Regions from separate parts of the Homo sapiens genome. Here region 1 is linked to region 2. Evidence: chromatin contacts called from ENCODE Hi-C or POLR2A ChIA-PET data. All regions are on one chromosome and are shown on one strand. The core of a region is the stretch at or near the end of the contact, and the rest is flanking DNA. Distances in the headings are between cores, read along the strand shown.

Region 1 (2,828 bases), core at 60-2,559, 42 kb after region 2:
AGTTTCAGTTGACCAATTATTCTACTCATTATGGGTTGTGTTTTCTTGATTCTTTATATGCCTGGTATTCTTTGAGTACTGCTCAGTCTAGTGTGAATTATTCCTTATTGCTCAGGCAGGAACATCATACGAACAGGAATTATGAACTTTTCATATCTGGCTAGTAGAAACAGGCACTATTCCCAGCCCTGGATATAAGCACTGAGTAGTATTTTCTTTCTTTTGGGAAATTCTTTATCCAGCCTAGGGTATGTTTCTCATATGCTCGTGCTGATCAGCACTCAGCTAAGTATGTAAAGTAAACTTTCTTCAGTTCTCTAAGGTTCTCTCTGTCTGCATATCTTACATCTCTGGTACTCTGTCCTGAGAACTCTAGTCATCTTGGTCTCCTGGACTCTCACCTGTCTCATCAATTCAGGTACTCTGCTAGGCTCAATATGGGTTTCTTCTTCTTGTGCTATGGCCTGGAAGCTGAGACAATCACAGGGCTAACTCCTTTTCTTTCCTGTCTCTCAGGGATGGCAGTCATTCATTGCTTGATGTTCAAGTCCTGAAAACTCATTTTTCTATATTTATTCTTTGTTGTTGTTTCAGATGAAAGGTAAATTTGGCTCTTGTTACTACCTCTTGGCGGCCAGAAGTATAAATTATTTTTATTGTTTGATTCAAACAAAATTAAAACAAAAATAGTGCTTTAAAAACAGTACATGTATACAGCATTGAAGTACATTCATACTTTTCCTTTTAGAGCATCTTTTTTTTTCTTCCCATTCTGGGTAGTTTCTTCTGACTTATCTTCTAAATCATGAATTCTCTCTTTATCTGGGTCTGAACTGTTGTTAAAGCCATTCAGGGAGTTCTGAATTTAGAGTCTGTGCCTTTCATTTCTTGAAGTTTCTTTTTGGTTCGTAAAAATAATCTCCATCAAATTTATAGTTTCCAGTTGTTGCAAAAAATTCACAAGCCTAGTTTTATCCCCTAGAGCATAATAAGCACATTCATTTTACAGTTTTGGCTGATAATTCAAGTATTTGCATTTCTTCAGGTCTGATTTTCTATTGTTTCTCGGTCATGGTATAATATCTCACATTTCTGGTCATCTTTGTTTATGTGCTGAAAGGTATTTAAATTTTATTTTTAGAAATAATTTAAAGCTAGGGGTGATATTATCATCACCTTAAGAGGATTATTATCTGCTTCTGCTAAGCACGTGGGGGCACTAGCAATCTGGATTTACCTTACACCAAGTTCAGGGCTTGAGATTTTCCGAGCCACCAAGATGACTCAAAGCTGGGCTTCAGTCCATCAAAGGGTTGGTTTACTTCTGATTCACCCTTACTCCTAGGGTACATCCATTCTTGTTTTCAGCCCAAAGCAGGTGTGGTTTAGCATGGTCCACACCCTTGGTGAATCCTAGACTCCCACATGTGTTTCCTTAGACTAAAAAGACTGCCAAAAAAATGACACAAAGTCACTTGGCTGCCCTTTCTTAAAGGGCAGAAACAAGCTTGAATGCTTAGATCTCCTCACTCCTCTCGATATTATTCTGGTGATTCATTGCCATGTTTTTGATATTTCCTGCTTCTATGGAGATGGCTTTTATGTTTTGTCATAAATTGTTAATTGTGGCCGGGCACGGTGGCTCATTCCTATAATCCTAGCACTTTGGGAGGCTGAGGCGGGTGGATTGCTTGAGGCCAGGAATTCAAGACCCAGCCTGGCCAACATGGTGAAACCCTATCTCTACTAAAACACAAAAAAACTAGACCAGCATGGTAGCACATGCATATAATCTCAGCTACTTGGGAGGCTGAGGCACAAGAATCGCTTGAACCCGGAGGCAGAGGTTGCATTGAGACAAGATTGTGCCACTGCACTCCAGCCTCAGTGACAGACCGAGACTCTGTCTCAAAAAAAAAAAAAAAAAAAAAAAAAAAAAGAGTTGTGTTGATTGGGAAGGCTGGCCCTTATTACATTGTTCACCATTATTGGAAACGTGTCTATATTTCAGTCTAAAGTCATAAAGTGTTCTCTTTGTCATTTAAGGGTTTGCTTTTTTTAAAAAATAAAGCATGAGATAGGGTTCTTATTTCATTTTTCCCCATGTGGATAACCACTTTTCCAAGAACCATTCATTGAATAGTTCCTCTTTTCCCCACTGATCTCCCATGCCACCTCAGTCATGTATTGAAATTCCATACCTATAAGGATTTAATTCTGAGCTCGGCTCCTGTAATGGACTGAATGTTTGTGTTCCCCCCAAATTCAGATGTTGAAATCCTAACCCCCAGTGTAATGGTATTAGGAGGTGGGGCCTTTGGGAGATGGTTAGGTTGAGAGTGGCGTCTTCATTAATGGCATTGGTTCCCTTATAAAAGGGGACCCTGAGTACAATTTTATTTATTTATTTATTTAATTATTTTATTTTTTTAGAGTTTTGCCCTTGTTGCCCGGGCTGGAGTGCAATGGTGCGATCTCGGCTCACCGCAACCTCCGCCTCCCAGGTTCAAGAGATTCTCCTGCCTCAGCCTCCTGAGTAGCTGAGATTACAGGCATGAGCCACCATGCCTAGCTAAATTTTTGTATCTTTAGTACAGGGTTTCTCCATATTGGTCAGGCTGGTCTTGAACTCCCGACCTCAGGTGATCCGCCTGCCTTGGCCTCCCAAAGTGCTGGGATTACAGGTGTGAGCCATCGCACCCGGCCCCTGAGTACTCTTTTATCCTCCTACTATGTGAAGTCACAGTGAAAAAATGGCAGTCTTCAACCCAGAAGAGAACTCTCATCAGAACCTAACCATACTGGCACCCTGATCCCAGGCTTCCAGC
Region 2 (2,861 bases), core at 254-2,753:
GTGGCCACAGGGTGGCAGCCTCGCGACACCGGATGGGCGCTTGTCAGGGAGGGACACCCGGGGCGGGGAGCCTTTCCAGAGACCTCTGCAGGGCTGCGTGCCAAGTGCACGTTTTATTTTATTCTAGACACTCGTCCTTGCGTTGAGGAGCACCCAGGACCGCACAATCACCCTCCTCACATGTCTCTGGGCCCTGTGGCTTCTGACAGCCTTCTGGAGGCTGGGCCAGGGCTTGCACAGCAGCCTCTGTCTCAGATTTTCTTGCAGTCGGCCTGGGCTGTGGTTTGGGAGGAAGGCCACAGGGTGAGGTTTCCTTCCCACACATCCTACCAAGGGACATGCACAGTATTTTCTTTTTCTTTTTATTTATTTTTTTCTTTTAGAGACAGGGCCTTGCCCTGTCATCCAGGCTGGAGTGCAGAGGTGCAATCATAGCTCACTGTAACTTCAATCTCCTGGGCCCAAGACATCCTCCTGCCTTGGCCTCTCAAGTAGCTGGGACTATAGGCACATATCACCATGCCCAGCTAATTTTTTTTTTTTTTAATTATGGGGTCTTGCCGTGTTGCCTAGGCTGGTCTTGAACTCCTGGGCTCAAGTGATCCTCTCACCTCAGCCTCCCAGAGTGCTGGGATTTCAGGCGTGAGCCTCTACCCTGCTGTGCACAGCGTATTTGAAGGCTGTTTGATCACTGAGATTTTTCTTTGTCACTCACTGCCTGTCTTGGGGGTAAGGCCTGCCTGGGCTTCCAGCTCCCTGATGACAGCCTTGCCTGTACCTCTGCTTCCCCGGGCCGTGTGTCTGTCTGCACAGCAGCACCAGCAGCAGGACAGGGCAGGAGGCAGGCGGATGCAGTGGGCAGTTAGTAAAGGACCAGAGCATTGGGGTGGCTGAGGTTGTCTCTGCAGTTCGTTAGTGCCAGGCGTCTTTTGAGGCAGGGAAGTTCCCACTGGAGCTGAAGCACCCAGGAGCCTGCTGTGGCACCGCGGGCTCGGGTTGGGCTGACTGGGGAGCCTGGGGGTACTGCATCAGCTGGCCTGGAGCCTATCAGAGGATGCCGCTCAGCCCCCACCTGCGCGTGCGTATTGGTTGAGTGGGAGATGGAGCACACAAGCTGCTGTCTCCTCCATTCAGCTCCCTACGCTGTCCTTACCTGTGCGCTAGCTTCACAGGCCCACTAGGCCCAGCAGAGGCCTTTCCTGGGTGACAGGTGAGTGTTGGAGGCCAGGGCTGAGGGAAGGGGCTTGCTGGAGACAGACAGGCTGGTGGCCCAGGTCCCCGCTCCCAGGCAGGTGCAGGCAGCCCCTCCTCAGCACTGGCAGTGAAGACAGAGCTGTGTCTTGCACAGGGGCCTGTGGCCTCAGGGCACTCTCTTTCCAGATGACCAAGACATTCTGCAGCCAGCAGTGTGCCCTGGGCTCTTCCTGGGCTGGCTTCCTGCACCCCCAGGCCAGCAAGGCTGTGCATAGGTGTCTGGAACACTTCCTACTCCCGGACAGTCGAGTCACCCCACCCTTCTTGCTGTGAACCACCTGTGATGCTTTTGTTTAATTGCAGTCACTCATGACCCCAAGGCAGAAACCATCCTTACAGAACCAAATTAAGCTTTCCTGGAAGAAATGTTAAAAAGAGTGACTCAGCAGCTCCACGAGCACTGTGGCTCTGGAGATGGCAGCATGCAGCCTCACCAGGATCCCAGCCACCGCGCCCAGCAGAAACATCCATGGCTTGAGGCGTAAGAATTCTGTCCAGCCTTCTGAGTGTTTAAGCAAAGTCCTATTTGTTAAAATTCCAGAACGGCCTGAGTGTCTCTGTCACGCAGCCTCAGGTGCTGAAATGAAAGCCATGTCGTAGGTAGGGAGGCCCAGGGGCTCTGCCCTGAAGAGCCTGTGTCGGCTGGGCACGGTGGTTCATGCCTGCAGCCCAGCACTTTGGGAAGCCAATGTGGGAGGATCACTTGGGTGCAGGAGGACGAGACCAGCCTGGGTAACATATTAAGACCCCCGTCTCTATAAAAAAATACAAAAATTAAGCCAGGCGCGGTGGCTCACACCTGCAATCCCAGCAGTTGGGGAGGCAGAGGCGGGCGAATCACGAGGTCAGGAGTTCAAGACCAGCCTGACCGATATGGTGAAGCCCCATGTTACTAAAAATAAAAAAAATTAGCCGGGTGTGGTGGTGTGCACCTGTACTCCCAGCTGCTCGGGAGGCTGAGGCAGGAGAATCCCTTGAACCTGGGAGGCGGAGGTTGTGGTGAGCCGCGATCACACCACTGCACTCCAGCCTGGGCGACAGAGCAAGACTCTGTCTCAAAACAAACAAAAACACAAAAATTAGCAGGTCGTAGTGCTGCATGCCTGTGTTCTCAGCTACTCGGGAGGCTGAAGCAAGAGGATCACTCGAGCCAGGAGTTTGAGACCAACCTAGGTGACATGCTATCTCTACAAAATAAATAGTTGTTGTTTTTTAAAGCCCACATTGTAGCCAAGGAATTGCAGCTTGAGAAGATGCTGAGGAAAGCACACAGTCCTTCAGCTCCCAACACCCAGCAAGTCAAAGGGCACCAGCACATAGCAGGCTTATAGACCATCACACAGCACATTGCAGACAGCACACTGCAGACCAGACTACGAGAGCCTTGGGCAGGGCGGGGTGGGGTATGGGGCTCTTGGAGGAAGGAGGCACTGGTGCAGCGCAGGCTGGGCAGTTTGTGCCCCTCCATTCCTGTGGCCTAGGCTGTGCTGGTGCTGCGAGGTGGACGGGGGCCACCCTGTGATCTCAGGTCACCAGAGGCACACATCCTCTGAGTTTGTGGCTGTGTCTTCCAGCCTAGCTTGGCCTGTGCACTGTGGCTCAGTGTT

The links. Hi-C counts contacts between places; a loop is a spot of excess contacts on that map. ChIA-PET counts read pairs that join two places held with the same protein, here RNA polymerase II (POLR2A). Pooled maps may share reads with other maps.
Region 1: a map of PC-9 shows a loop between it and region 2 (10-fold over the local background). The contact joins two enhancer-like sites. A Hi-C loop is called at or near these places in 4 of 168 maps with a recorded cell type or tissue (MCF 10A, PC-3, PC-9 and 1 more) and 3 of 50 pooled maps. POLR2A ChIA-PET finds 5 or more read pairs at or near these places in 8 of 52 experiments (AG04450, CD4-positive, alpha-beta memory T cell, CD8-positive, alpha-beta T cell and 5 more).

What each region holds. Positions count from the first base shown.
Region 1 is chr1:227,804,487-227,807,314 of GRCh38, forward strand. No RefSeq gene overlaps it. Among named protein-coding and RNA genes, the nearest start is that of PRSS38, 9.8 kb to the right of the region's middle. Within about 2 kb of position 1,310, at least 4 of the 41 ENCODE cell types and tissues checked have a DNase peak (open chromatin) inside an H3K27ac peak, as active enhancers do; they include PC-9, where a contact is called at or near this core.
Region 2 is chr1:227,762,593-227,765,453 of GRCh38, forward strand. All of the region lies in intron 3 of SNAP47 (synaptosome associated protein 47), which reads left to right. Among named protein-coding and RNA genes, the nearest start is that of SNAP47, 29 kb to the left of the region's middle. RefSeq lists enhancers at 280-369, 2,628-2,861. Within about 2 kb of position 1,504, at least 3 of the 41 ENCODE cell types and tissues checked have a DNase peak (open chromatin) inside an H3K27ac peak, as active enhancers do; they include PC-9, where a contact is called at or near this core.